2 separate regions of the Mus musculus genome follow, and region 1 is linked to region 2. A link is a contact called in ENCODE Hi-C or POLR2A ChIA-PET data. All regions are on one chromosome and are shown on one strand. Each heading gives the region's core, a stretch centred on a gene start or an enhancer-like site at or near the end of the contact. The rest is flanking DNA. Distances are from core to core; before and after follow the strand shown. Region 1 holds the start of Meis2 (Meis homeobox 2). Region 2 overlaps Meis2 (Meis homeobox 2).

Evidence for each region. A loop is a pair of places that touch in the nucleus more often than their neighbours do. ChIA-PET counts read pairs that join two places held with the same protein, here RNA polymerase II (POLR2A).
Region 1: a map of mouse embryonic stem cell shows a loop between it and region 2 (3-fold over the local background). The contact joins the promoter of Meis2 here to the enhancer-like site in region 2. A Hi-C loop is called at or near these places in 2 of 37 maps with a recorded cell type or tissue (heart and mouse embryonic stem cell). POLR2A ChIA-PET finds 5 or more read pairs at or near these places in 5 of 5 experiments (Patski and embryonic stem cell).

What each region holds. Positions count from the first base shown.
Region 1 is chr2:116,062,431-116,067,797 of GRCm38, forward strand. It overlaps Meis2 (Meis homeobox 2), which reads right to left and starts at 2,628. Exons shown (of 12, transcript NM_001159568.1): 1 at 2,372-2,628; 2 at 758-990. The coding sequence starts at 2,383. G630016G05Rik (RIKEN cDNA G630016G05 gene) reads left to right here and starts at 4,795. Exons shown (of 5, transcript NR_153841.1): 1 at 4,795-4,910.
Region 2 is chr2:116,017,219-116,022,336 of GRCm38, forward strand. All of the region lies in intron 7 of Meis2 (Meis homeobox 2), which reads right to left. Among named protein-coding and RNA genes, the nearest start is that of Meis2, 45 kb to the right of the region's middle. Within about 2 kb of position 2,218, at least 1 of the 3 ENCODE cell types and tissues checked has a DNase peak (open chromatin) inside an H3K27ac peak, as active enhancers do; it is heart, where a contact is called at or near this core.

The sequences.
Region 1 (5,367 bases), core at 1,378-3,877, 46 kb after region 2:
TTGGACCGTGCTTGCCCACCCCTCCCTAATCTCTCCGAATATAAAATAATTTCCAGCCATTTCCCTGACTCCCAAGAACGGCTGTGTGTGTAAGCGGCAGTCTCTTCCACCCCGCTGCACTTCAAGGTCTGCCCCCTTTATTTACAGAGAATTAAGAAGTGAGTGATTAGGACTTCCTGGCCGACAGAAGCTGCCCTGATTCCAGCTCAAGCTGCGTTTAGTGACTCCCAGGCCCTCAGTAGGAAGCAGAAAGGGGAGGGGAGGGAGAAAAAGAAAGAAAGAAAGAAAGAAAGGAAAGAAGAAAGAGTGAGAGAAAAGAAGAAAGAAAGGGCAACTGGAAGTTTTTTCTCGGCTGCAGAAAACTTTCCTCTTAATCAAGGCCTGTGTTAGGCAGCCCGAGACAACCAGCCCTGTGCCTTTTGGCCAGGATTCGTGTCCTTGGGGAGAAGGCCCGGCCGGCAAGATTTAAAGACTCAGTTCTTACATTGGACCGTGGGGTCTGGAGAGGCCGAACCAAGGGAGCAGAGAAGGTTCTATTTTTCTGGTCTTTGACTCAAGATCAGGCTCTCTCCCTTGTCTTTCTCTACTGCAAGCAGTCTGTCTCCTCATGCAGAATTAAGTCCCCACTTAGCCTCCCTGGTCCACCCTAACACCACCACAATCACCACCACCTCCACCACCACCATCACCACCAGAGACAAGCACACGCACTCACACACACTCACACACAGTAAGCTGGGTCCGGGGGTCGGTTTACCCATAGATTGCGTCCTTGTCTCTTTTCAAGGCGTCGTTGACAGCAGATCCCATGCTGGCTGGCATGACATTGGGGTGCGGGGCGTGCGCGCCGTAGTGCTGCGTGGCGTGGAGCGGCGGCCCGTGGTTTAGGTGGTGAACCGGGGGGATCGGCCGCGGCGCGTGAGGGTCTCCGTACATGGAAGCGGGAACCCCTACTCCGTCCATCCCGCCGTAATGGGGCAGCTCATCGTACTGTCAGAGCCCGGGCAAGAGGAGGGGGCGGTGGCACAGAGTAAGAGAGAACCCAGGGGGGCAGAGGCAGGAAAGCAAAGGAACCCGGAGCAAAGAAAAGAGGGTACAGAGGAGTGGGGATGGAATAGAGATAGGGGGTGTAAAGACGGATGAGAGAGAGAGAGAGAGAGAGAGAGAGAGAGAGAGAGAGAGAGAGAATAAAAACAAAGTCAGAAAAAAAGAAAAGTACCGGACACAAGTTAAACACACTACAAACCAAACCAGGAGAAAAAACAGATTTGAAAGTTGGGAGAGGATGTCGTAAATTTTAAAATTAAAGTCTGAGCCGAGAGCAGCATTCAGGGAAGGCAGATCAGGCGGAGAGGCCGGGGACGCCGGGTGGGGGGTGGGGGGGCACAGGGAGGCCCCGCTCCCGCTGGAGGCTGCAGAACCCCAGCGAGCCAACCCAGGGAGAAGTGGAGTTAGCAAGAGAAGGAAGCCCCGGATCCCACCCCTTACCCCCCTTCGCCTCCTCCAGGAGATCCAATAAATCAAAGGGCGAAATGAAACAAAATAAAGAGAAGAAAAACGCTAATAATCAGGCCGAGAACGGCAAGGACAAGGGAAGACTAGGGTCGGTGCCTCCCCGGGGGCTAGGAGCTGAGGGTGGGGAGGAATAACGTGAAAGTTACCAGAAACATTATTTAGCAGCGGATTCCCTGCGTCCTTGTCAATTTCAGAGACAAAACAAGCAGCCGGGGCTAGTCTAGGCAGCGCGGCCCCACGCCGGCGGCTCCTACGCAGCCCGCGCCCGCCCGGAGCCGCGCGAGTAGCGGCGAAAGAGGCGCAGCGGCGGCGGCAGGAGAACCCGGGGAATCACGCTGCCGGGGTAAAAGCTGGAGCGAGGCGAAAGCGTGTAACAATTGCACACAAGTACACACACACACACACACACACACACACACACACACACACACCACTCACACGCTCTCGCCGCCCGCAGAGAACCCGGGGAATCACGCTGCCGGGGTAAAAGCTGGAGCGAGGCGAAAGCGTGTAACAATTGCACACAAGTACACACACACACACACACACACACACACACACACACACACACACACACACACACACACCACTCACACGCTCTCGCCGCCCGCCCGCTCGCTCAGCGCTGGGACACGCGCGGCCAGACACGCACACACGCACGCACACACACTCTCACACACGCAGAGGCACAGGGGGGAAAGAAGCCGGTGAATAATTTTGTTACTATTTTTTAAAATACTGGCCGCCATCATCATCAAGCAACCAGCAGCAGCCAGCTCAAAGGGAGAGAAGGCATGGGGCAGGGCCCTGTAGGAGAGGATTTATATCTAGGTAAGTGTTGGAGATTTAAACCTACCCTTTGCGCCATCAGTCTGCGCTCCAATAAACTCCTGGATGTGTCGTATATTTAATATCCCAGTCCGGATAAGAAAGTGAGCTAGGTTGAAGAGTCCTTTTTTTCCAAACCAAGGAGACTTCTCCCAATTTTCCAATGTTATTTTTTGGGGGGTGGGGAAAGCCCAGTCAAGAAAACGAAGAATTTTTTTCAGTGATATTTCTTCTTTTTCTCTTTTTTCCTCTTCTTCCTCCTCCTCCTGATCTTCCTCCTCCTCCCCCTCCTCCCCCTCCCCTCCTCCTCCTCTTCGGTCCTCCTTTACTCCTCTTTCTCTTCTTTTCCTCTTAGTTGAAAAAAAAAAAGAAAAGAAAGAAAAGAAAAAGAAAAAAAATTGTCAAGCCCCCGAACTGAAGGTTACGAGCGGCCAGTCAGCAGCCCACATGTAACCGAACTGTCGAGTTTCATGGCTTTTTGCCACTCCAGCTGTCAATCAAAGCCCGGAATGTCAAGGTAGTGAATGAATGATGGTTGATGATGATGAAGAGGAGCAATCTTTCAGACCCGTTTTTTTTTTCTTCCAGTAAAACTCCGCGAGGGGTTTCTGCTTCTTGAATTCTTCCTCCCCCCTCCCCCCTCTTTTAGCTTTGCCCCCAAAATAGCTCTAATATGATCCTCTCTTTTTAAAGTATTGTTCAAAGAAAGCAAGGAGAAAACCAAGAAAAAAATGAATAGTTTGCAAAAATTGGACTTCCTCCCCCCCTCTCTGGTAGGTATTTTGTCTTTCCCTCTCTCTCTTTCTCGCTCGCTCTCACTCGCGCTCGCTCTCTCGCGCTCTCTTTCTCTCTCTGGGAGATGAGTGAGTGTCAGTAGGTGTTGGCAGGTTGGCTGCAGCCGGGCTTATAGTAGAGCCTCAGTTTGGCGGCGCGGGTCGGCGGCGGGAGAACGAAATGACGGAACCCGGAAGTCGTGGTGGCCATAGCCCGTCCTACGGCGGAGACACATCCCGAGAGTGGGGAGCTGGAGCGAGGAGGAGCGCGCAGCGCGGAGCCTCTGATATGCAGCGAGTGCGGTCGGACGGCCCCGGGGGGGGGGGGGGGGGCTGGGGAAGGGGAGGCTGGAGCGGAGAGGACCGGAGCAAATCAGCAAGCCTGCTTCTCCAGGGGGACGACGCGGGAGGGAGAGGAAGAGGGGAGGGAGGGGGGATGAGGGAGGGGGAAAGGGGGAAGGGAGGGAAGGAGGGAGAGCGACAGGAGAGGGAGAGAGAGGGAGAGAGAGAGAGAGAGAGAGAGAGAGAGAGAGAGAGAGAGAGAGAGAGAGAGAGAGAGAACACGCGTGATTGGAGGGGGAAGGAAGAGAGGTGGAAGAGGACAGGGAGAGCGCAGACAGGAAAACTGCAGAAAGCCACAGGGAAAGTACGGTACAGACTCAGATCTTTTTATTTTCAACTTACTTCTCGTTTATTTCCCCACCACTCCTCTTGGCTCCTGCCTAACTGGGTCGCGTTGGGGATGTTTGGCATGGCGCTCTAGCTTTTGTTCGTTTTAATTCCGCGGCCCCCTTCCTCTGCCGGCGGATTACTAGGTCCCGAACTCTGCCACTACAACCTAGAGCAGCAAGCTCCGCCAACTGCACCACCGCCAGGCTAGGATTTTTGTTGTTGTTGTTGTTGTTGTTGTTGTTAAGTGGTACTTTCTTTCTCGTGCAGATGCAGAGCCCTTTTTGTCAATATTCATTTTTGTCTAGTACAAGATATGAGCAGCTGAACTCGGAGCATAGTCCCTCGGTGCGCTGCAGACAGTGTAGACCACCATTGAGAGTCTAGGGGTCCTGGGCTCAATCTGGAGGGAGAAAGCAGGATGAGAGTTAGTAGGGCGGGAGTTAGTGGGGTAGGAGTTAGAGGAGAGGGAGTTGTTTGGTGTTTGTTGTTTACCGATGTAGACAAGTGTGTGTGTGTGTGTGTGTGTGTGTGTGTGTACGCGCGCGTGCGTGCGTGCGCGTGACCGCTGTGCGCCTCTAAAGTGAATCTTGGATCTAGGAAGCACCGGAGGAGAAAGATTAAAAAGCATGTGAGACAGAAGATGCTTGCGAGGAGTGGCTGGCTCTGGCTGCCCAGCTTTGTTGTGGTTGCCCTGGGCGCAGCGGTTGTAAAGAGGGCTAAAGGCTGAGTTAATTACACCGGGAGGATTTCGCTGGATGGGGACCATGGGACTGGCTCCTAAAGTTTTCCCAAAAGGAAAAGGAAGCGAGTAGGGTTAAAAAGGTAAATACCCGACTAGGTTTTGGTAGAAACTAGTTCTGGCCGGGGTCCCGCCCAATCCCTGGCCGGAGTTCCAGCTGGCTTTACCTCTGCTCTGCTGTTTCCCCGCGGCTGCGCGTCAATCACCGAGAGACGAGAGCTGGGGGCGGAGCTTTGGTCACCCGGCGCGCGTAGCCGGGTTCACCCTGCCGCCACCAGGCAGCTGGCAGCGCGACCCAGCCACGCACTGGGAGCGCGCCCTCTCCCCAACTTCTCACCCTCGCCCTGGGTTCCGGGCCCCAGGCCCAGAGAATAGCAAACAGAGTAAGGGTTTGCTGTTCAACTGCGGCCTCCCTCCCCAACTCTGAACCATCCCGTGACAGAAAGCAGCGCCTCCTGCAAGGGTGCCTTTGACTGGACTTTCTCATGGGGGCGGGGGTGGATGGGAGTGGTTAGGTATAGTAGAGTGGTGTGTGTGTGTGTGTGTGTGTGTGTGTGTGTGTGTGTGTGTGTGTGTGAGAGAGAGAGAGAGAGAGAGAGGACTTACAGAGAGAGGGAGAGGGAGACGGAGAGGGAGAGGGAGGGAGGGAGGGAGGGAGAGAGAGAGAGAGAGAGAGAGAGAGAGAGAGAGAGAGAGAGAGAGAGAGGTTTTTCTCCCATTTAGCATCTTCCTGGTTTCCTAGCAAGCTTCTGAACATCCCAAGCTAGCTAAAACTACTGCATGCCGAGACTCCATGCGGAGTCTGAGGAAATTTGGCCTCGTTCTCCTAGGGCTGGTGAA
Region 2 (5,118 bases), core at 968-3,467:
TTCATTCAGACCATTCTAGCAGGGTTGACTTTTGTTATACACATGAACTTAAGGGAGTTAAGCAAGTTGCTTGGGTAACAAGTGGCGGAGGTAGGGATCACAAACCCTCCTGTAAAATAAATGTTACATCAGGGCTGGGAACATGGTTCTGTCAGGTAAGTGCCTGGCATGCAAGAATACTATAATTTCAGATCCTCGGCCATCCCATAAGTCATGTCTGAAACCCTAGTATTGGGACAGAATGATTCCTGAAGCTTAATGGCCAGCCAGTCAGCCAATCAGTGAACTCTGTCTCAGAAGAGATCCTGTCTCAGAAAATAAGGTGGAGGACAAAAAAGTAAGACACCCTATGTCCACTTCTGGCATCCACACCAGCAAGCACACTACAGTAGACTCTACCTTACAATGGCTATCCCTGAGGTACTGGTTTCTGTATAGAATTTTCCATCTTCCTAACGGACCCTTTGTAACATTTTTATGCCATATTGAGTCCTTCAGTCAAAGTTGCTTGTGGTTGATCAATGGAAGACCACTGGAGGTTGGTACTTGTCTGTGAACATGCATATATGGATATGAGAAAGTCAGGCTCCAGGCCTTTGTATCCTTTCCTACTACTAACACACACAACAGTGTCTGGTATATGTATATACACACACACACATATATATATAGTGTGTGTAAGTGTGTGTATGTGTGTGTGTAAGAGTATGTGTGTGTGTGTGTGTGTGTAAGCTAGTACATGCTTGAGCACTCATTGCTGAATATTGAATCAAGAGTATATATGCTGCACACATACCCTCTAAGCATACCTCCACTTTGATATAATTCATTCCTCTGAGTGTGTGTGTGTAAGTGTGTGTGTGTGTGTGTGTGTGTCATTCCTAGGCTCTTACCTTTAACTGCCTTCCTTGGGAGATAGTAAAAGAGTCCACAATCACTCACATGTTAAACCATACTATTTAACTTTAGAAACTCTCTCTGACACAGCACTGCCATTCCAGCCTTGCTGCCGTACAATTGATTCATCTCACTGACAAAAATGTGATAAAAAAAAAAAAAAAAAGGAAGGCCAAGCACAGAGGTGGAGAAACCACTCCTTCCCTCTCCAACCTCTGTGGCTCTCGGATGGCCTGATAGCCTTTCTTCTCTCGCCAAGGTTCAGTAAGTCCTGAATGCCTGCCCTAGTGAATATGGGTCAGGCCCGCAACTCCACAACTCCACCCCTCCCATTATCAAGGAATCACTTAACAGCTCAGCCTGTTCTATCAAAAATCAAGTAAATAAATAAATAAATAAATAAATAAAGTAATTAGTTCCAGTGTTTTGCTCAGGTGCTGCAGAAATCTTCAAAATAATATTATCTCCCATCATGACTTGCTAGCTTTTTCTATACCCCAACCAGCACATTGGGACTTCCAAAGCACATACCATCATTGCCATAAAATATCTGCCCCATCAATGAATATCTTTATTAGCATCAAAATCACTCCCAAGTAGTGTTCCTCAATGTTATTAAACATAACTTGTTCTAGGTGTTGCCTTACTAATTAGTCAGGATGAGCCCGAGGAAGAAAATCTGGGTCATGTTAAATTAATTGGAATGAGCATGAAAATTAGCAGAGCAAACTGCACCAATTTTCTATAGAGAGTCTTTCTTCATGTTGAGAATAAAAATGGATATTACGAGGCATTAACCAAACTGCCTTCTGTGGCTGCCAAGAGGTGTGTTACAGTAGCCCAAAATATCATGCTCGCAGATTTTCAGAAGTTAATGAGACATTTCCAGGAACGGCAAATACATGGTGTTAAAATGGGTGTGCCTCGGATGGGGAGCCGCCAAGCCGTTTCATGTTTATTCAGGCATAACAAGCTCTTCAAAATGAGCATAATTTAAGAGGTGAATAGTGCAGAGAGGGCTAACATTCAACTAATTTTCCTTCAGAAAGAAAAGATTAAATTGGACAAAAAAAAAATGAATTAAGAGGTTTAGAAATCAACAAGTCAGCCACCAGGATGGCAGGCTGGGCTCAGCCAGACTGGGCAGCCCCTGCAAGGAAGAAGTTTTTCGAAACATGTTCCCCAAGGCAGGGAACAAAGAGAGCAGGACTGATTACAGGCCCTCTCCCCGCCTTGCCGTCTCAACTCTGTTTGCCTCCTTAATGAGCTCACTAAAAACCTAATTCACCCCCCATAACCTTCCTCAGCCCTCCTTGCAATCCACCATTATGGAAATCATAGATGCAACAACATTTCCAGGCTAGGGTGCACCCTGTGTGTCCCGACCCCAAGGCACAATGGGGTTGGAGGTCCGGTCCCAAGCAGTTCCGAAGGCAGCTTCCAGAATAGAGAGGCCCAGCTAGGTTAAGGCTCTTTCTCAGGGTGACAATGATTTCCACCTTCACACCCTCCCGCCCCTGAATGTGGGAACTTCCTGGGTTCCACAGTACATAAAATACAAGCTGTAGTGCAGGAGAGGAGAAATGAGTTGTACTAATGACAAATCGCTGAAACAGGATAATGTGAATTCCCAGCCTGTTCAGGAGCAAAGTCCCCGGGTTCCTCATTACATAGACTGAAATCCTCGCGGCACCTAGCCTGTAACTGGAAGATTACTGAATTGATGGATCCTTAGTTTAAAATGCAGCTGTTTTATTCTGCTTTAGTAATTAATTCTTTTTCCAATACCCTATTGATTAAGCGTAGACCCTGATAAAGTTCAAACTGAGAAGGATCTCTCGTGGCATTCTTAGTTGCTCAGGAGAGTCAATGAAAACTTCCTACCATCCCACCTGCCTCCTCAGAGTGCTGATCCAATGAACAGAACAGTTTTTTTCTCATAAATTAGTCAGGCCATGTGGAGCCGTATTAGCTGATGGTTGCTTTTGTCTCTCCAGTTGCTGACTCGCTTTTCAGCCCTGCCGGCCTTTGTGCTGTCACAGACAAAGTCGGAGAGCAGCTGCCGTTCTGAACCCAAACCGAGGTAAAGAACGGTCTCTACAAACTACATTTCCCCCATTTTATACAGATGCAATCCCCTGAGCTGCACGGGGCTCCATGGGGCCTCCTGGGACCCAACTAGCGGAGAAATGAGTACTAGAGCAATGCAGACACATTGTGGAACAGGAAAAAAAATAATAAAGTAACCTATTTTCTTCAAGGCTTTGCCGGTCTGGTTTTTTTTTCCTTTCCCTTACCTCCTCCTCCCTTACCCCCACCTTCCAACACCTCACAGAATCCAGACTGCCCTCTGCACAGTGATGATAAGCTTCCTACTTGGTTCTCATAGAGGGTATCAAGCAATGACACAAGACAGGGTAGGGTAAAAGAGTGACCAAGGGGCCAAGCAAAGCATGTGTCCTGTGCTAGTGAGGTGGCATCGGAGTTCCAGAATGCCTATTAAGCACACAGGCGTGGAGTGTAACCATATATAAATGGCCATTATAAACACAATGGTATTTAGTAATAGGAGGAGTCACCAAGGGTGCTCCCTCTCAAAGGGTCACATGTTCCAGGATCAATGCTGGTGACTAAAACAAGCAGAGAAACAGGGGGTTTCTCAGGTTTCAGCCCTGCACAATGGAGTTTTGTTTCCGCCAAGACCATCGCTACTGGGAATGCTTTTAGAGCAATGGACTCATTTTCTTGCCCCACCCCCACCTCCACAGACCCACCTAAGGCCACCAAATCCTTTGCGCAAGCTTAATGCCCTGCAGGAAAACAGCTCAAAGACACAGGTCTCATCCACGAGCTGGTGGGGAAGCAGAAGCGAGCTTCCTCTCTCATAACAGACATTTGCAAGACAGCCCGTTTGTTTCCTGTAAGTTCTGTATCAGACAGTGGGGGTAAGGGAAAGAGCTGGAATAATTTTAGGAAATTCCCTTACATTTCTAGCATCTGATTCTGAATTCAAAGCGAACGCCAAGCTTTCCGTGAGCTCTGAGCAGCTGGACTGTTTTCCACGTTCCCTCCCGGGCCAGGGTTCAGTGCACTTTCCCACCTTCACAGCATTCCTTCCTAGGTCAAAAGGTCACATCGCACAGAGTCCCCAGCAGACAGTGGGTTGTCAAAAGGTTGCATCATGTGATCTGGGCAGTCTCTCCTAACAAAGCTCTTTCCTCACTGGGAAACAAACTTTGCACGTCTAAGTAATTTCTGTGTGTGAGCCCTGCTTTCCCTTCCCGTCCCCCATGGCCTCTTCAGTTTCAAACAGACGCAGGCAGCAGCAAGCCTCGAATTCAAAGCTGAGTTTCCACAGATTGTTTGACTCAGGATCTCTCTACTTTTCCTGGGTTATATGGTAAAGCATGATAGCCTGCCAGTAGAGGCAACTGGCTTCTTGCATTCCAAAAGAAAACCAGAGGAGTCCCCCTGCCAGGGAAATTCTGTCTGTCAGAAGACTCACCCTTTCTAAAGTAAGCCTATATGTTTTGAATAAATAGGAAATTACCAACAGAATAGTTCTGAAGACACTGTAGAAATCATCAGTAAGGACCTAAGGTTTTTGTTTACTGTGTTAAACTGTACAGAGATGACTGATAGAGCAAAGGTGAATGGCGAGGTGCAAAGGCGAAATTGAGGGCCTCAGAAGTGAGCTTCTGGTGTCAAGAAAGTTCACAAAAGGCAGGAGCATAAAGTTCACCATTGGTGAGATGTAAAATATAGAGTCCTGGTTACCGCAGGAACTGCTTGTTCGTCCGTCCGTCCGTCCATCCGTCCATCCATCCTTCCTTCCTTCTGCCCTTCCTTCCCTTCTTCCCTCCTTCACTTCCCTTTCCCTGCCCCTCCCTTCCTTCTTCCCTCTCTTCCTCCCTCCCTCCCTGCTGTCTGGACAGACAGTTTAATGACTTTCTCATTGTCGTGGATTTTTGCTGTGAGCAGCTTGAAGCTCTCACATACAATCCAAAATGAGTCATTTATTTCTAGAAGGGAGTCAAACAAGTCTGTCAACATTGCTTCTATTTATAAATCATATATGTAAGAGTAAAGTAAAATAGTCATGGCTGACAAGTTACATACGGGATACAGAATTAGAGACGCTTTCGAAAAAAAAAATTAGAGATACTTTCAAAATATCTGGTTTAATCCAAAGTCATAGAACTGAAGACACTGACAAATTTG